4 separate regions of the Homo sapiens genome follow, and all the other regions are linked to region 2. The links are chromatin contacts, found by Hi-C or POLR2A ChIA-PET in ENCODE. All regions are on one chromosome and are shown on one strand. The core of a region is the stretch at or near the end of the contact, and the rest is flanking DNA. Distances in the headings are between cores, read along the strand shown.

The links. A loop is a pair of places that touch in the nucleus more often than their neighbours do. ChIA-PET counts read pairs that join two places held with the same protein, here RNA polymerase II (POLR2A). Pooled maps may share reads with other maps.
Region 1: a loop to region 2 is called in a pooled map, with 6 times the contacts of the local background. The contact joins the promoter of BIRC2 here to the promoter of TAF1D in region 2. A Hi-C loop is called at or near these places in 3 of 50 pooled maps.
Region 3: a loop to region 2 is called in a pooled map, with 11 times the contacts of the local background. The contact joins the promoter of CTSC here to the promoter of TAF1D in region 2. A Hi-C loop is called at or near these places in 5 of 50 pooled maps.
Region 4: a loop to region 2 is called in a map of B cell, with 8 times the contacts of the local background. The contact joins the promoter of CREBZF here to the promoter of TAF1D in region 2. A Hi-C loop is called at or near these places in 2 of 168 maps with a recorded cell type or tissue (B cell and naive thymus-derived CD4-positive, alpha-beta T cell) and 7 of 50 pooled maps. POLR2A ChIA-PET finds 5 or more read pairs at or near these places in 1 of 52 experiments (activated B cell).

Annotation. Positions count from the first base shown.
Region 1 is chr11:102,345,446-102,350,027 of GRCh38, forward strand. BIRC2 (baculoviral IAP repeat containing 2) reads left to right here and starts at 1,769. Exons shown (of 9, transcript NM_001166.5): 1 at 1,769-1,931; 2 at 3,153-4,582. The coding sequence starts at 4,410. RefSeq lists an enhancer at 2,321-2,390.
Region 2 is chr11:93,738,149-93,742,843 of GRCh38, forward strand. It overlaps TAF1D (TATA-box binding protein associated factor, RNA polymerase I subunit D), which reads right to left and starts at 3,347. Exons shown (of 6, transcript NM_024116.4): 1 at 3,174-3,347; 2 at 1,089-1,183; 3 at 1-351. The coding sequence starts at 1,156. It overlaps C11orf54 (chromosome 11 open reading frame 54), which reads left to right and starts at 3,524. Exons shown (of 9, transcript NM_001286069.2): 1 at 3,524-3,580. RefSeq lists enhancers at 1-969, 3,007-3,516, 3,645-4,330, 4,097-4,216.
Region 3 is chr11:88,334,429-88,339,404 of GRCh38, forward strand. It overlaps CTSC (cathepsin C), which reads right to left and starts at 3,308. Exons shown (of 7, transcript NM_001814.6): 1 at 3,073-3,308; 2 at 509-654. The coding sequence starts at 3,244. LOC101929174 (a long non-coding RNA gene) reads left to right here and starts at 3,456. Exons shown (of 5, transcript NR_188511.1): 1 at 3,456-3,628. RefSeq lists an enhancer at 3,024-3,303.
Region 4 is chr11:85,662,263-85,667,185 of GRCh38, forward strand. It overlaps CREBZF (CREB/ATF bZIP transcription factor), which reads right to left and starts at 2,867. Exons shown (of 1, transcript NM_001039618.4): 1 at 1-2,867. The coding sequence starts at 2,613. The coding sequence ends at 1,549. RefSeq lists enhancers at 1,491-1,730, 1,841-2,130, 2,401-2,450.

The sequences.
Region 1 (4,582 bases), core at 519-3,018, 8.6 Mb after region 2:
TTTTTCTACATAAATGTGAAAAACGTTAGAAGGGCAACTGCAGCAGACATACATAGCTTATTTTTTTAAGATTAACAGCAACTTTATACTAGCAAAATGAAAAAAAATTAACTGAATAAACAGGTAACTGAATTAACTAGCTGTAACACTAGACTACAAAGTTATACAAGATTAAAAGTTATGAGGTACTATTTATTATATGTAAATATTACAAATATTTTTTGTTAAAAATATCTAAGGCTTTTGAGTTTTTGAAATGCAAGCTTTCCCCTATACTTAAGTATATTCATTATCTTACTGCTTTGGTCAGGACAAGAACTGAAAAAGAGAAATAATCTTGAGTTCAGAATGAACAATTCTTGCTATATATATTTTCCCACATGTGTTAGGAATGTTCTGTAAACCTTCCGAGAAATAGTGACTTGAACTAAATACTAAACTACTACCAAGCCCCAGGTGCATTTTTGGAAGTTTTTAGTCATTGGGAGCCATGGCATTTCTTTTCTCTGTATTACAAACTGTTACACTCACTTTCTTTGACTATTAACATTGGAACAGTAGACCTCCTGTTCTGTGACTGACTGGCAGGCAGAAATGACACAGACAGGAAATGGGAAATGGTTCAGGGTCTTGGAATTCCCCCGGCTCCCTAATTAAGTGGCTTGCTATTTGGAAGTTTTTTAAATATTTGCCCCTTGGAGTTCCCCAGAGAGAAGCAAGCATCGGATTCAACGGGCAAAGAGCGTCAACTTCAAAAGTCGTTCGTTGGTTGTCATACCACAAACATTTACTGCACGACACTGTGTCTATGGCACTATTGGGGGAGTATGGCGGGGGGATACAAAAGGTCCATGACTAGCAAAAGCCAAGGGTTTTTATTTACAAATTTTCTATTACCTAAGCATTAAAAAAAATTGGGCTCCTCTCTGGTTTATGTACAATTATATGTGCATGTACACCAATACACAGGCAGACGTATATATTTCATTTTATTGAAACATTCAGAAAATACTGGGAGTGAAGCCTGACTTGCAATACAGTTCTCTTTGCTGGCAATGAGCATCTGAAATAATGACACTTTTTTCTTTAGTGCATATGAACTGTTTGTCTCCAGAACAGAAAACCAAAAGTTTAAAAACAAGATACTCCCGTTGACATCAAGTCTTCAGAATTATTCATCTGATGCTTCCTAGTTTCCAAAGTTTCGCTTTTTTCGATTTGCACAGGCAGCTGTTGAACGCTGATGCTACACAAACGGTTACAATTGTTTACTTAAGCAAAAAATGCCACCAGACTGACTCCATCCTCAAAATGCAGTCATCTGGACGGGGGGAGGCATCACACTTGGGGAGCCTTGCCAGGGGCCAGATCATAACCCTGAGGTGACACAGGGTAGGACGCGCAAAACCACCGGCGCCAGGGCGTTTCCGCAGGGTTTCCCAAAACTCAAACGCAGCGGCTCACGGTTTGCCACGTCCCCCAGGAGAATGGTAGACACAGAGAGGAAATGTGGAGAGGGCACAAACCGCAAGGTGAAGAAAACGAACAAACACCGAGTTGATACGGATAGTCCCCGTTCCCCTGAGGGCCGACCCCGTGACTCCCGATGAGCGTCCAGTTGCGCCGGGCATCCTGGCCTCCCAGCGTCTTTCCCGGAGGTTCATCGCCGCACGGCGGAAAGCGCTCTCGGTTCCGCTTTCCGGCCCCAGCCTCCCGGGCGCCCTCGCGCGGCGGCTAACGCTGGTCCTCGGCCGGGCGCGCTGACGTCATCGTGCGTCAGAGTGAGCCCGGATGGGGCGGCGGGCTTCGGGAGCGCCCGGGCTGATCCGAGCCGAGCGGGCCGTATCTCCTTGTCGGCGCCGCTGATTCCCGGCTCTGCGGAGGCCTCTAGGCAGCCGCGCAGCTTCCGTGTTTGCTGCGCCCGCACTGCGGTGAGTGCTGCTCCTTCCGGGCTCGGGCGGCGTGGGGCGGGTGGGGACGCGAGGGCCCGCGGGGGCCCACTTCCCTGATGTGGCGGCGAACGAGGAAGGACGGGGCCTGAGGCCCTTCGGCCAAGGGTCGAGGGTCGCCGGGGGCTCTCTGCTTTCTACTCTCGCCAAGGTTTTATTGGATTCGGAAGCCCCAACTTCGAGACTTGCAGTCAAAGCGATTTTTAAAATGACTTGTTTTCAAGCCTCTGGCCGCCGCCCACTCTTCTGGCCCTTGGACTTTGACCAAGATGTTTTCTCGCAGTTTTTGCAAGGTTTTAAACTTAGCCCTCGGCGTTCTTTTAATGTAATACATTGAAACGAAGATATTTCGGTGGCGGCGATATTTCATATTTCATAGTTGCCACTGCGCTCTGTCATTCCAGTAGTCGTCTGTTGTGTATTGTGAGAAGCAACTCTGGGAAATTATTGGGTAAATCCCATAGTTTCTATTCTTTTCCCTTCCATCCTATCCCCTGCCCAGCTGCAATTTGCGTAAAGAGAATGCAGCAGTGCGGTGCACGTAGATAAAAATCTTTCATTTAAAGATAGGATATAAGACCGGGTGTAATTAAAGCAATCATGCCAGTGGTCGTAGTGCCGGAGCCACTGTTTCACAGGCCACTGTGTTAGGTTTTGTTTTCGAGTTGCTTTCTGTGGTCGTTGCTTTGAAATTGTAAGGGAATGGCAGAGTTTAAGAGTTTATATTAATGAACTCGTGGTGCATTTTACTGCAGTTTTCCTAGTCGTGGAGAGACTTGATATTACAAACTAACGTTGCTGTCTTAATTCCTGCTGTACTGCTGCTGACAGGGTGTAGTGGAGTGTCTGTCTGTCTTTTTAACCAATGTGCCTTTGCCTCCAGCAGAGTGCCAGAGTTACCTTTAGGCCAGAAAAGGGGAGGAGAGCAAGGACAAAATGTTTCCTGTGTGAAAATTTCCATCTGTCTCTGAAGTTGTGCGTTTTAAAGACACGTATAGTTAGTGCTATGGGGAGTATGTTGCATTTACTTATTTTAATTAATAGCTTTTTCATTTAGAAAGTTGTGACAAATTGCTGGAATTAAGATGTATTATCTAAAGTGTGAATTATTCTTAGACTTTACTGAATAAATTGAAGAGTATGTAAGTTCTATTTGGCATGCACATACAGTTTTCTAAAATACTTTTTGTTTTTTCTTTTCAGATTTACAACCCTGAAGAATCTCCCTATCCCTATTTTGTCCCCCTGCAGTAATAAATCCCATTATGGAGATCTCGAAACTTTATAAAGGGATATAGTTTGAATTCTATGGAGTGTAATTTTGTGTATGAATTATATTTTTAAAACATTGAAGAGTTTTCAGAAAGAAGGCTAGTAGAGTTGATTACTGATACTTTATGCTAAGCAGTACTTTTTTGGTAGTACAATATTTTGTTAGGCGTTTCTGATAACACTAGAAAGGACAAGTTTTATCTTGTGATAAATTGATTAATGTTTACAACATGACTGATAATTATAGCTGAATAGTCCTTAAATGATGAACAGGTTATTTAGTTTTTAAATGCAGTGTAAAAAGTGTGCTGTGGAAATTTTATGGCTAACTAAGTTTATGGAGAAAATACCTTCAGTTGATCAAGAATAATAGTGGTATACAAAGTTAGGAAGAAAGTCAACATGATGCTGCAGGAAATGGAAACAAATACAAATGATATTTAACAAAGATAGAGTTTACAGTTTTTGAACTTTAAGCCAAATTCATTTGACATCAAGCACTATAGCAGGCACAGGTTCAACAAAGCTTGTGGGTATTGACTTCCCCCAAAAGTTGTCAGCTGAAGTAATTTAGCCCACTTAAGTAAATACTATGATGATAAGCTGTGTGAACTTAGCTTTTAAATAGTGTGACCATATGAAGGTTTTAATTACTTTTGTTTATTGGAATAAAATGAGATTTTTTGGGTTGTCATGTTAAAGTGCTTATAGGGAAAGAAGCCTGCATATAATTTTTTACCTTGTGGCATAATCAGTAATTGGTCTGTTATTCAGGCTTCATAGCTTGTAACCAAATATAAATAAAAGGCATAATTTAGGTATTCTATAGTTGCTTAGAATTTTGTTAATATAAATCTCTGTGAAAAATCAAGGAGTTTTAATATTTTCAGAAGTGCATCCACCTTTCAGGGCTTTAAGTTAGTATTACTCAAGATTATGAACAAATAGCACTTAGGTTACCTGAAAGAGTTACTACAACCCCAAAGAGTTGTGTTCTAAGTAGTATCTTGGTAATTCAGAGAGATACTCATCCTACCTGAATATAAACTGAGATAAATCCAGTAAAGAAAGTGTAGTAAATTCTACATAAGAGTCTATCATTGATTTCTTTTTGTGGTAAAAATCTTAGTTCATGTGAAGAAATTTCATGTGAATGTTTTAGCTATCAAACAGTACTGTCACCTACTCATGCACAAAACTGCCTCCCAAAGACTTTTCCCAGGTCCCTCGTATCAAAACATTAAGAGTATAATGGAAGATAGCACGATCTTGTCAGATTGGACAAACAGCAACAAACAAAAAATGAAGTATGACTTTTCCTGTGAACTCTACAGAATGTCTACATATTCAACTTTCCCCGC
Region 2 (4,695 bases), core at 2,097-4,596:
TTCTCTGATTCTAAAAATGGGAAGCCAGATCCTCTGCTTCTAAATTGTTTCTTCTTATCTATTAGTGAGTATATAGGATTTCTCCTTCCTTCTGGTCTTCCCCGTGGTCTTCCTGTTGGCTGGTACCTCCTCTTTTTCTTTTTTTTATATCTCTTTTTCCTGTTCTTGAATCTTTCAAAAATAGCTTTTATAGTCAATGGTATTGGTTCAAAAGATGAGTCACTTGATGAATCACTTGCGTGAACACTTTCAGGTGTACGAACAAATTTTCGAATGGGGTTTCTTTTCTCCCCTTTAGGTGAGTAAGGGATACACTGAGTTTTAAATAAGCTGCTATCAGAAGAGTTATCACTAGAAAAATGGGAAAAAAATTAATTTCATCTTCTTTTCTTACTGCTTATTACCATTAATACCCAGTCCTAAATGTACATTTCTTCCAAGACCAACTCAGAAAACATGCCCAGAATTAAAAATTTTTTAAAGGATGGGCTCAGAACCAGCTAGCCTTTCTACTGATCATCCTATTTAAATAGCCCATAATGCTACAGCTCTTATTAAAGAGTTTTGTAGACATCGTCTTGCTGTCACCCAGACTGGAGTGCAGTGGTGCAATCACAGCTCACTGCAACCTCAAACTCCTGGAAACTCCAGGGATGCTCCTGCCTCAGCCTCCCAAGTAGCTAGCTAGGACTAATGGCATGCACCACTATGCTCAGCTTACAAAAAAACTGTATCTTTCAAGACAATGTATGAGCTCCAAAAGGCTGTATGGTTCGGTTCACTGCTAAGAGTGTCTGAGTAAAACAAACACAGCCTACCGAACCGGAGGATGTAGTCTGGAAGAGATGCTAATATGACCCAAAGAATACATTTTTTCTCGACGAATGTGTCCCATAATATATTCACATTTTGAATTTAAAGTATTTGCAATGCTATTATATCAATCTATGTAACTAGATAAACTTGGAAGGTCAGTGAAATCTAGTTTTCCTTCTTTCCCAATTCCTGAAAATTATCTTTACTGTCACTCATTATATACAATAGTTTCTCATAATTCAGATACAATAAACATGATTGAATCCACTCACCTTCGATTTGCAAGTTCCACAGCATCAGATGTCACATGGTCAAGAGAATCTATTCCTGATTTATCCATCAATTGCTCTTTGTTTTAAACAGTTTTCTGAAATTATGAAATTTAGTAAATATGACAAAGCTTCCCTAAATATTGACAGTATCTACTACAGTGTTGAACGTGGTCAGACTATGCCAATGATTTCAGGCGAAATCATTTACCAAGGTTAAGCTTCTTATCCATTTCAGATCAGTTTCTTTAAAAAGAAATCCAGAAATTCTATTCACAGGTTCTTTCAGTTGTTACCCTCTAAATGTATTCAACGCAACAAGATTCCAAAAAAGTACCGTCCCTTCCAACAAAAGCATCTTTCAATATAAGTAAAAAATGTAGTTTTATCATTAGCCACATATTTTAACGTACAATTACCAATACAGTATTAATGTACAATTAAAAGCCGTTTTCCAAGATCAAAGGGGGAATTCCTAAAGCAAAGTGTGCCCTATATAAACCAGGAAAAGGATCTCCAATCAATAAACCATTTTAAACTCCTAATCACCTCTCCATTATAATTCCTAGATTCTTCATTCCTAGATTCATTTAAGCAACTGAACTTTGTCATATTGTATCTTTGCCATTATTGGTGGAAACTGACAAGTTCTGAATTCTCAACCTTTTTCAATGAACTATCATAATTCTTGTGTCTTCATCCCCATGGTAGAGAGTATACAACATACCAAAAAAAAAAAAAAAAAAAAAGAAAAAGATTCCTTCTTGTGAGCTAAAAGAAAAAAGAAAAACAGGTTGGTCTGGGTGGCTCAGGCCTGTGTAACACAGCACTTTGGGAGGTCGAGGCGGGCGGATCGCTTGAGCCCAGGAGCTCAAGACCAACCTGGGCAACGTGGTGAAACTCCGTCTCTACAAAAAATACGGAAATTAGCCAGAATAGTGGCGCGCGCCTGTGGTCAGGAGGCTGGGGTAGGTGGAATACCTGAGCCTGGGAGGTGGAGCTTGTATGTAGTGAGCCTCAGCAACACAAGGAGACCCTTGTCTCTACAAAAAATTCTTAAAATACTGGCTAGGTGTGTTGGCCCGTGCCTTTGCTCCCAGCCACTCGGGAGGATCGCTTAAGCCGCGGTGGAGGTTGCTGTTAGCCGAGATTGCACCACTGCACTCCAGCCTGGACGACAGAGCAAGACCCTGTCTCAGGAAAAAAAAAAAAAAAAAAAAAAAAAAAAAAAAAGGCATGGCAACAAAAATTAAAGATAACTACTTATTTCATTATTGTACATGCCTTAGTCAATCTCTTGTCTCATTCTGTAGCTTCTTGGGACCTGACATGAGTCATTACATATAAATCCTAGGATGAACTAGCAAAATATTTAAAATATGAAACGATAAGGTCACCAAGAGCTCAGATTTGTTAAATGCCCCCTGTGGTATTTTCCTGGTACAAGGTCTTACTAGTTTTTTTAAGTACAAGATTCTACAAAGTCATTAAATATCGAATGCTCAAAAACGGAATTCAACAAAAATTTGCCCCCATGCTTTAACGGTATACCTGTAGTTAATTTTTTTTAAAAGTAGGGATTATCAAAATAAAGCTAGCTCAATAATCACTTTTTCGAAGTGTTTAGAAGACACTCCTACTTGGGTGTCGATGCCTCCGTGGGGATTCTGCAATTCTTAGAGGCCACGTGGGCAGAGAGCGGCGCTTTACCCGGAGCTAACGCTGTGACCACCAGCGCCTCTCACCCGGCAGCGCCTAACCTGCAGAAAACCGGCGCGAGTAATGGGTACCTCACATACGAAGGTTAAATCATTTAAATCACGTAATAAGGTTAAACTTGTCCGCAACACGATTTAACACCTCCATCTCAAGATATAATGAAGCCCGTCCACACTACAACCACGTTTGTGTGGGACTCATACCAGCCGCGTGGCGCGGAGTGGCCTGCGGCCGTGATCCCTTCACCCTCTCGGACCGACTTCGGAGTCTCGATCCTCCGGACCAACGAAGGGGCCCCGGGAAACCCCAGATATGCAACGCCTCCCCCGCCCGCCAGGCCCGGACGGCCTCGCCCTCTTAGCAACCTACCTAAAACGGCCTCGCAGTGGCCCCAACCGCGCACTTGCTGCTTGTAACCCAGGCCTCGGCCCAAAACCCGCGACTGGCCTGGTGTCCTAGAGCTCTGTACACACCACCCTCCCGACCTCAGCCCTCCAACTCCCGATAACCAGCCGACCTCCTCCAACCGTGCGGAAGAAAAGGGTTGGCTATTTCCGTGGCCCAAGTAATAGTCAGGCCGAAATCTCGCGATACAACTTAGCTTCCGGGAAGAAGGCGAGCGGTGGGAGGAGACGCGACGTGGGGGCGCCATTTTTCTCGCCGCGCAGGGAGGACTGACTAACGTGGGCGGAGCTCTAGCTCGCGTATTCTGAGGAGGCGGGGTTGGCCTAGGCGAAGATCCGGACTCTGGGTGTTTTGCTACCGTGACCGTTTAGGTGAGTGGAATAGCCAAGAACATTTCGGCAAATAACAAAAACAAAACGTGCGGTCACTTGTGAGTGGATGAGAACTGTGAGGAAACAGCCTCTCAGCCCGGTTCGTTTCCGGTGGTCTCGCGTTTGCTGAGCTGTCGCCTGGCTTTCTAAATCTGGTCCCGGGTGTGTGGCGAGGGTGACGGGTGGGATGTGTGCCTGAGTGTTTTGTAATCCTTTGTCTATTTCTGCCTTCAGAAACCCTTGTGTGTTAAAATATTGGAGAAGGCTCATTCTTTGACCATGACTCGAAGTGTGTAACCTTTGTGCTGGACGCCAGTGTTATTCCATAGCACGCCCAGGTCTCCTCCCCACTTTTGCACCTGTTTCGTAAGCTCACCCTTTCTGCCTCCCAGGAGTTGGCTAACATGTCACAAGTGAGACCTGTGGAGGATTTGTTTTTCCTAAGTTTCCTCCTACATCCCCCCTGCCCCACACCATTAGTTCCTTGACCGGTTCCTGAGTTAAGATTAAACAGTGTAAACTAGTTTAGTTTTGGTGGGGTTTTTTTCTCCCAAAGTAATTTTTTTTTTTTTGAGACCGAGTTTCGCTCTTGTTGCCCAGGCTGGAGTGCAACGGTGCGATCTTGGCTCACCGCAACATCTGCTTCCCGGGTTCAAGCGATTCTCCTGCCTCAGTCTCCCCAGTAGCTGAGATTACAGGCGTGCGCCACCATGCCCAGCTAATTTTTGCATTTTTAGTAGAGGCGGGGGTTTCTCCATGTTGGTCAGGCTGGTCTCAAACTCCCGACCTCAGGTGATCCTCCCGCCTCGGCCTCCCAAAGTAATTTTAAAAAGGAATGAACTGGTTTGATTTTTCCGCTTTCAAAATTCTGTTTTCATATGATAAACCACAAAAATCAGTAAAGCTGTCTAGTCTTATTTTATAGTTCACATTTTAGGATTGAACGGGCCTTAAAAGTAATCTGGTCTCTTTACCTGCTTTGCTCCATAGTTTGGACAATTCCGGGGATAAAAAGTCCGATCCTTTAGGCAGCCCACTGCATTTGATCCACAGGGTCTGGGCAATGACGAAGCTCCAGGACTGGTATGGCATGTCCCTCACTGCCGTATTCAGCA
Region 3 (4,976 bases), core at 2,058-4,557, 5.4 Mb before region 2:
TAGGTTCTCTCTTTCTGTTAGTTTAGAAGAAAAAATTACTCAACATATTTAGTACATTTAAGATAATGAATCATTTAGGCCTATCACTACCTCAGCCAACAGGTAGTGATAGGAAGGACAGCATAGTAACTGCAAGAAAACAAAATGTGTAATCTCTCTATCTTTCCTACAGATTTAGAACAAAGCCAAATGACTATGGCAACATTTAGAAATAAAGTGGTAGTAATAAGGAAAATAAATTAAGAATTTAGTCATACTTACCAAAATGTAAATTTTAAACATAATTTATACATATTCAAATGTAGCACTGGTATTTTGTAAACCTACTAAAATCATAATTTTAAATAAAGTGGCAAAATTATACCAACTACTACTACTCTTGGGAAGAGTGGTGTCAATTCCGGTCATCTTCTTAATCTAAAATTAAAATTCTGAGGGTCTACTAATCAGAAGAGGTTTCAGATATCAAATCATTGAAAATGTAAATCCAACTTCCAACAAAACTAACCTTAAAAAAGGCAAACCACTTGTAGTCATTCAACACAATCTCAAAGCCTTGGTTGTAAATGATGGTGAAATGGCCAGAATTGCCAAGGTCATCATATGCTGTATCCAGCTTCTGAAGGTACACCACTACTTTTTTTTCTTGTGGTCCTAAAGAAAAAAAAAAAAAGCACAATAAAGGAAAATTATTTGGATTTCAATAGGGGAAAGAATCCCCCAATTTCAATTTTAATTGTGCTGCTTTCCTTTCATGCTACCCAGTTTGAGCACAGTCTGCCTAGTGAAGAAACCAGAGGCTCCATCTTGTTGCCTCAAACAGTTCCTGCTCCGAGGCAAGACTGTGAAGTTAGGCTCTAAAAATTTGAGATAATGCAAGCAGAAGCAGTGGCTCACGCCTGTAATCCTAGCACTTTGCGGGGCTGAGGTCAGAACTTCAAGACTAGTTTGGGCAACATAGTGAGACCCTGTCTCTACAAAAATAATTTTTAAAAATTCGCTGGTTATGGTGGTGCATTGCCTGTAGTCCCAGCTATTTGAGCGGCTGAAGCTGAGGTGGAAGGATTGCTTGAGCCCAGGAGTTGGAGGCTGCAGTGAGCTATGATTGCACAACTGCATTCCAACCTGGGCAACACAGTGAGACCTTGTCTCAAAAAAGAGAGATATGCTATGCAGCCCAGCAGGCAGGGAGACCCCCAAAACTACAGTACCTTTCCAGAGCATCCCAACACTGAAGAAATTTTTCCACTGAACAAAAGGAGAAATGGGGAATGTTGAAAATTACAGGCTTCCAGAAACGGAGAAAAGGCAAAATGCTAGTCAAAAGTGGGAAATGCAAGAATAAAAGGTATGACAACAAAAAGATAAATAAACAGACTATCAGATCCTAAGGAAGACAATGTGCTAAGCCCAGGAGAAGACACAAAATGATCTATTCGGAGAAGAAATGGGGTACCTTTCTCCTCAAAGGCTCTACAGTTTAGAACCTCATAATCTGAATCCTTCCAAAGTTTATTCAGCAAACTAGAGGTCTGTATCCTATAAAACCAATTAGTGCTGATAGGAATGATACGTTTAACCTTCATAGATGAGGGCTCAGACCTGTGGGTGCCTTTAATTACTGAATTAAGGCCAAAGGTAATTTTATAGGCAGAGCCTTCCTGAAAATGATTCAGCTGTGTCCATCTGGAGAGTTGTGTATTTTAAAGTTTTTCCATGTTTGAGAGTAATGCTCTGACATGGGAGATTGCATGTGACAGGGCAGTGCAAATCCTGATCTCTTTCTGCCCCAACCTTCAAACTCAAATTTAAAAAAAAAAAAAAAAAAAAGGCCAGGCGTGGTGACTCCCGCCTGTAATCCCAGTACTTTGGGAGGCCGAGGCGGGCGGATCACGAGGTCAGGAGATGGAGACCATCCTGGCTAACACAGTGAAACCCGTCTCTACTAAAAATACAAAATATTAGCCGGGCGTGGTGGCATGTGCCCGTAATCCTAGCTACTCGGGAGACTGAGGCAGGAGAATCGCTTAAACCCGGGAGGCGGAGGTTGCAGTGAGCCGAGATCCCGCCACTGAACTACAGCCTGGGTGACAGAGCAAGACTCCATTCTCAAAAAAAAAAAAAAAAAAGTTACAATGTTCAGGATTATGAAATGCTATACAGTCAGTTAAAAAGGTATTTCTTTAGTAACAAATGACTTAATCTTTGTTCTGTTGACAAGAAAATTATAGCTGATTTTTTACTGACTCTGCAGAAGTCACAGGCTGTAAGAGGGTTTGGGTAGACCACAGTGTGACTCTTCTAACTAGTGATTGTCTTTTTTCCACCCCACCCCCTTCACTAGGTTCTTTGTTCTAGGGGTAACCATGTTATCTGAAGGCATATGGAATATCTCCAGTATGTTCAAACACTAGGTATTTATTGAGAGCCTTCCATGAGCCAAACATTGTGCAGACTCTGGGCATTTCTAATTACTAGGTTCAGAGTTAAGTTTTCTTTGTTATTAATTTTTTAAAAAATTTTTACCTCCTTGCAATGCATGAAACAATGCAGAGTGGTACTAGCCGTTTTCTAGTACTCATCAACACCCGCTCAAACCAAAATCGCTGGGCAGAAAGTCCCTTTCCCACCATCTAACAAAAAGAGAAAACTTCATGCTATATCCTCGAGAGTCTCTGAGCTCATCTATCTTCACTAGTAAAATAGTAATAAAAAATAAAAATAAATTTTAAAAATAACGCTACCAGATCGGACTGGAGAACCAAACGATTGCAGTTCCCAAGTCTCTCTCAAAGCAAACAAAATTAAGCGGGAGGAATAAAAAAGTTCTTGATCAAAGTGTTGAGTCCCCAAGATAACCAAGAAAGTGTGGAGTTAGAAGTTCTCAGCAGATGAACTTTAACTTCGCGAGCCTGGCGGGGAAGAAGGTCCCCAAGGGTCCCCGAATCCAGTCAAGATGCTCTGGCCACCCACAAGCGTCTGCCTGGGGGGAAGCGGTAGTTGGCGTGGCGCTGCGTTAGGGGCTCAAGGGCAGAAAGGACGACCCGGAGGACTGCCGAGCCGGCGGCTTACCCATAACCGAGCAGTTGACATCGCGCTGGGAACCGCTGGAGCCCACCTGGAAGACCCAGGTGCCCAGCAGGTCAAGATAGGTGCAGTTGGCAGGTGTGTCGCAGCGCACGGCGCCGTCGCCGGAGAGAAGCAGCAGGAGGGCGGCGAGCAGCAAGGAGGGCCCAGCACCCATGCTGCAGGGAGCTGAGAAAAGAGGTGAAGAATTACCAGGAAGCCGAGCGCTGCGGGCTAGCGGTGAGTCCACCACGAGGCGCGCGCCTTGAAATAGCTACGCCGGCCCGGAAACCCGTGGGCGGGGTCACTGAGCAGCAGGGGATTGGGGGTTGGGCGCCAGGCGCGTGCGCGTCTCTGAAACGGGGACTTGGGAGCGCGCGCTGCCCCTCACTTGGCTGCAACTGGACCCAGAACTAGGGAAGAGGCCAGGGACAGATTTTTTTTTTTTATTTTTATTTTTTTTGCCGAGGGACGTTTCAAAATTTTGCACGGCCAGGGTGACAAAAAGAGGATTTAAGAGCCACAAGCGGTCCGCACATGACCCAGACTTCGTTCCTGTGCGGTAACGTAGGGAGAGAAGGAAAGGGTGTGGGGGGAATAAGGGAGTGGGTCAGGTGAAAGAGCGCGACAGAGGGAGAGATCTAGCAAGTGGAGTTCTGTTTTACTTGCTATTCTTCCCCTTTAGTCTTTTTTCTCAGGTCCACTTGCCTCATAACCAACTTCTTGTTTTTTCCTCTGAAAAACTTCGCTAGCTAACATCAACTATTCCAGCTGTTTGAGAACTTATCTTCCTTCCGTTTTCCAACTCTTCCTACTTTTTTATGTGCTTGATTTTGTTTTGTTTCCTGGTAAATGCTGTTTGCCTGTTTGCATTCAGCAGAATTCAGTTTTTGTGCAAACCTGCAGTTTTGATGTATTAGCGTTGTGGGGGTTTTCCCTCTGGCACGCACACACATGGCGCTCTCAGAGATGATATTGCTCAACCCCTTTTATGTTACAGAGGAAAAGCAAGAGGCCCAGAGAGAGGAAGCGGCTTGCCCAGGGTGAGAAGGGTGAGGAAGGAAGCTAGCCAATGGGAGAAGGCTGGTCTTATGAACCGTTCTAGTGTGTCAGTCTGATCGCCAAAAATTATTAGGTGGCACTATTTCCAGGTGCCTCCTTGCTCAGTTTAAGTATCACCCTTTTCCGTAAGAGCCTCCCGTTCTTTCCTGGCTTTTGTTGGTAATTGGGGCTCCTTTCTCCCACTGAGCCTACTAGGTGTCAGGCCCTGTGGACACAGTGATGAACAAGACAGACCTGATGTGTCCCCGTTTTCTTTGGGATATGAATTTTTGCCCCCTTTGCACTGGTCACAAATCAATATTCATATGTCCATTTTTTTTCCACCAGATTATAAACATTCAAAGAGAGCAGGTCCAAATTATTCACTTATATCTCCCTAGATTCTGGTTTATTCAGAAAGTGTCCTTGAGTGTTAAAATAAGTGTACTTAATATTCTTATCTTGGTTGCCAAGCTTGAAAGCCAGTTTCAATGAGGCAAAAGGAGTTGTCCTTGAAAGTTCAGAGGTGAAAATACTCTTCAATGGGGGCACAAATTTCCAAAGCCTGGGGCGGGGTTGGTGGCGGGGGGTTGGGGAACACCTTGCTTTTAGGTTTTATATACCTTCTTAGAATTGAAAGCTGACATTGTATAATTAAGCTAACACACTATTTATTTAAAGATACCCTGACAGATTAAGCTTCCCTTCCTGAATCTCTAGGAAGGTGTGTTACTGATTGTTAAAACATTAAATTTGTATTAGGTCATCAATATTGAAGAGCCAGTTTAGGTGGAAATTTCTTTGATGAATGTAATCAAAGCAACACACTTAATTGTAAAGAAAGTTTAAAACAGTCTTTATTCAATGAT
Region 4 (4,923 bases), core at 1,617-4,116, 8.1 Mb before region 2:
CATTTTATGTGTAAGATAACTTACATCTTTGGACTGCTGGAAAATACTTTTTAATTATGAACATGTTAAAAATAAAAAACAGCAGAAGCCCTGATATTACCTCTTTTTCCTCATTTCTTATACTACCTTTTAAAATAAAGCAGGAAATGTGGCCAGCAGCTGGTCCCGTCTCTTCTGCCCCAACAGCTGTATCCACTTTAGCACAAAGAAAAACAAGGATGCTAAATACGTATATACTTTATCAAGCAGTGATGTTTCACAAAGAATTTCTTAATGCCTCTTACACTGAAGGACACCATAATTCAATTTATACAACTGGTTAATAGATTCAAGGGAATAAATCCCACCTTAGGAAAATAGTACCAATCGTGTCATTTAAGTGGCCAGAACCACTCAATTTAAAAAATTATTTTAAAATAGGACAAATACTTTTGAAACACAGAGAATAAGATTCTTTGTGAAGCCTCACTTTACACGTTTTCATTCACATTTCACAACCTTCAATATCTAATCATACATATATAAATTTAACCTAAAATTTTAATACAACAAAAATAAAGATGTTCAACAATTTATTCAATCTCAGTGATAGGGTAATCACTGCTGGTCCTCAAAGAAACATTAGCCATTCTTATTCTCCAATTAACTAAAACGCAGGAGTCTCATATGTATGTTAATTTCCAACTTCTCTAATGGTGAGACATTAAAATGTTACTCCATTATAGACTGTTTCTATATCTCATACTGAAAACTAAAAGGCATTGTTGATATTTAAGAGATACCTGTCACCTCCAGCAAAATAACTATCACATTTGTGCATGCCCCAAATACTTAACTGTCAACCTCTGAAAAGTTGCCCTAAAATCGGAATTCCAATTTGCACCTTGTACAACTCGGAACTTCCATTCAACTTCACCTGTTTCACTGTCTCCAAACTGTCTCTCTATAAGCAGGTTTCAGTGTACAGTTGGAACCGATGTCATCCAAGGCCATGTCCACACTGGGGACAGAAGAGCTAGGTACACGCAAGTCTGAATAAGGGGACACATTAATAGCTATTTCAACCAGAAGAGGCATCTTAAATACATTCTTGACCAGCACAAGTCTGTTTCCAGGGTGGACAGGGCCCAAATTAGATTTCCCTCCCACCTTCCAAAACAGAAAAAAAAAAAAAAATCACACACACACAAACTGAGATGTTGCCCATTAAAGTAGACAAAGCAGCAGAGCATGAGCGTTACGGGAAGAGATGGATCCTTACCAGGTTGTGAGGCGGGAACGACTGTTCTGTAACCCCTACAACGGAGCCTGGCAGGAAGGAAATCACCTAAAAAAGAAACTGTCAGAGAGATTTAATAGTCACATGTTATCATTAGGAGTTGGTTACTGTGTCACATTCATGCTTTTAGCTAAACACTTTAAGATTCAATATTACTTTTTTTCTCTCCTCTGAAATGTGTCCGGTGAAGATGTCCCACTAAGGTAAGTTTGACATGGTGTAAGGGAGTTGAAAGGGGTAAACGCGGATAAAGAGCAGATTACTTGACCCTACATTTTAAGAGAAGACGACGCCTTCCGGGCGCACGCCGAGCAGAACTCCACCGACACCTTATCCTTGTCCACATGGAGACAGACTCCTCCCGCCGAGTCGTCCTCTTCCAGCAGGTCCTGCTTCTGCTTTCCCACCGGCAGAGCGTAGTCGTGGTCACCGGCGGGCGAGTCTCTGAAGAGCGAGGTGGTCAGCCGCAGTCCCACGCCGCTCAGCCGGCTCAGCAAGCGAGCCAGTCCAGTCTCGTTGGCTAAGACTGCCCGTAGGTAGCGACTCTCCTCCTGCAGTGCCTGTACGCGTTTGCCCAGCTCCCGATTCTCGGCCCGCAGCTCCTGGTTCTCGGCTGCCAGACCCCGGACTCGACTCTCCAGCCCCATCACGTACTCCTTCTTCTTCAGTCGATTAAGGCGGGCAGCGGCCGCCGCCGCCTTCCGGGGACTCTTTGTCGCCGCCTGGTTGTTGTCGTTACCGCTGCCGCCACCGCCGCCTCCTCCTGGGGACTTTCTCCGCCTCTTTTCGGCGCTGCCACTGTCACTGCTGCTGCTGCAGCCTCCGATACCGTTTAACAGCCTTTGCAGCAGGTCAGAGAAGCGCTGCATTTCAGCAGCCGCGGCCTCATCGTCATCGTCCCCTCTCCACAGGCCGCCGCTATCCGAGCCTCCGCCAGACGAGGAGAGAGGCCCCGGCGAGCTAAGCCCGGGGTCCAGGTGCCAGTCCGGTTGCCTGGGGTCCAGGAGATCCGCCAGTTCCAGCCCAGACAGAAAGTCCATATCCTCCGTCTCTTCCCCCGGGAGGCTGGCGATCGCCTCCTCCTCCATCTCCTCGGGGGAGGGCGCGCGCACGGCCACGCCGCCGCGGCTCCCCCTCCCGGCTTCCAACTCTCCTTCGTCGCCAAACTGCTGCTTGCGGCCGGGAGATCCGGCCGCCGCCGTCTCCTCCTCCCCCGCTGCAGCCCGGGTCAGGTCAGAGGGCAGCGAACAAGTTGCAGCCGGCTCCGGGCTCTCACTGCGGGTTGGGGAGTTGCTGCCCGAGGCTGCCAGCAGCTTGGTCAGGCTATGCCTCATGAGGGCCAGCGGCGGGCCGCGGTAGGCCCCGGCCGCTAAGAGTGGGCCTCACGGGCCCCAAGGATCCCAGGCCCCAGGGCGGGTAGCCCCCGGCACTGGCCGAAACGAAATGCAGGGAAAGGTCCGAGTCGCCTCCCGCCTCACTTGGCTAGTCGACCCCCCGCGCCAAGGCGCGGGGAGGGACGGGAGAACGAAGCGGTGAGGCCCTGCGATGACTCGACCGCGCCACCCAGACAACGGCGTAGCCGGAAGTCAGTGGTTTTCGCCCCAGTCCCGCCCACCGCGTTTCGCGCGCCACCAGGCCGTAGTGTCGCGAGATTTCAGGGTGCTTTAGAGTGGGAATAATTCCAGCTTTCTAGTGATGTCATAATAACAGCGGCAAAAATAACAAGTCTCTAGATTTATCCACCCTAATTCAATACCACCCAATACCCAGACTCAACAGTTCAACACAACATTTTGCTATATTTGCTTTATCTTTACATAAATGCTTGTAAATTTTTTTTTTGCTGAATCATCCTAAAGTTGCAGATGAGACACCACACCCCTGCGTACTTCAGTGTGCATCTCTAAAAATAAGGACTTTTTTTTCATAATCATAATACTATTACCAAGTCTTCAGAAAATTAACAATCGTTTACTAATACTATTTAATACCTGGGCCATACTAGATGTCCTCAGTTGGATAATGGATATGCTAGTTACCCTAACCTGATCACTACATTCCATATGTATAGAAATATCACTATGTACCCAATGAATATGACAGTTATTATTTGTCAATTAAAAAAAATTAAAACCAAAGCAAAATGAATGTAGAATACAACATTGCTTACAAAAATTGTCTTCAGTTGTTCTTGCCATTTTTGTAAGTAGATGTTTTCACTTGAGCCAAAATCCAATCAGTACTGACTTACTGCATTTGGGTAACAAACAAACAAAAACTCTGACAAATAGAGCCAGGAAAGGCTATGAAGAGAGGGTACTCATGCTTGTATGCCTGAAAACAAAGACTGTAAAAACCACAACGTTGCACAAAGACCATCACGACCTTATACAAAACCTCTGCAAGGATGTCTGCCCAGAAACTGCCTGTCCAACCTTTAACTGACGTCACCCTTGTTATTGACCTTTGTAGCTAAGATAATTAGTTCAAAACAATGTGTAACCATCCTCATTTTTTTTTCCTTTAAAACTCTTTGTCTTCCTTCGTCTTCCTGAATACACACATAGTTTACTATGGCATGCGTTTTCCCACTGAAATGCTCCATTCTCAAAACATGTCTTTTATTTTAGAGACCTTTTCTGTTTGTTATTTAGGTTCACATCCCACAAGGGATTTCAGATTTGAAGCAGTTTACAAATACAGATATTTAGGTTCACATCCCACAAGGGATTTGAGATTTGAAGCAGTTTACAAGTACATTAGAATATAGTAAAACAAAACATTTTGAATTTTTAAAAAGCAAGGCCAATAAAAGATGAACTAGGAAGAGAAGGATTTCTGAAAGGGGAAAAGGTTAATCTTGGAATTGGATGGATGCAATATCTTACTCAGTTGTTTGAATTGGGCTAAAAATTGTTTCCTGACAGCCCAAACAAAAAAAGAGAAATGAATTTTCCTTTGTTCATGAGTAAAATATACATGAATTCTTTAACTGCTCTTCTAGTTCTTAAATCTTAAAGAAACTTCTCTATAGGATACTGAATAATGTAGTAGATATCCTCGAGGATAGCTGCTTCTATACAGTATTTCTTAGAGACACAGAAAGCAAGGTCCAGGGAAGTTGAACACTGACAGGTCCCAAATATTGAGAAACGTGCCTGGTACTGCATAGGCTTCAACAAATATTGAGTGAGTGAGTGAATAAAGTCTACAGTTTTGACTGAAGCCATAACACTAAAGCTCACCTGAATGAAAACAATTATTTCAAGGTGTGAAAAAAGTATGACCTGTGGTATCTAGAAGAATAAATAAAAGGACTCCTTGTCCTGCTTAACATTCCATTAGGAAAGATTTTGCCAAAGTACAAGAGCACACAGTTCAAGGTGATATATGTATACTCTGGCCTCCCTTGAGTACAGGTGTTTTGTATGGCTGGTAATCCCATCCAACTACATTTTCCCCTTAGGCAAAATTCAATATTATTAACTGATTATATTTTTTAAATTACGAAATTTTGTTTTAAATACACATGATTTGGCTGGGCGTGGTGGCTCACACCTGTAATCCTACCACTTTGGGAGGCCGAGGCAAGAGGATTGCCTGAGCCCAGGAGTTCAAGACCAGCCTGGGCAACATAGAGAGAC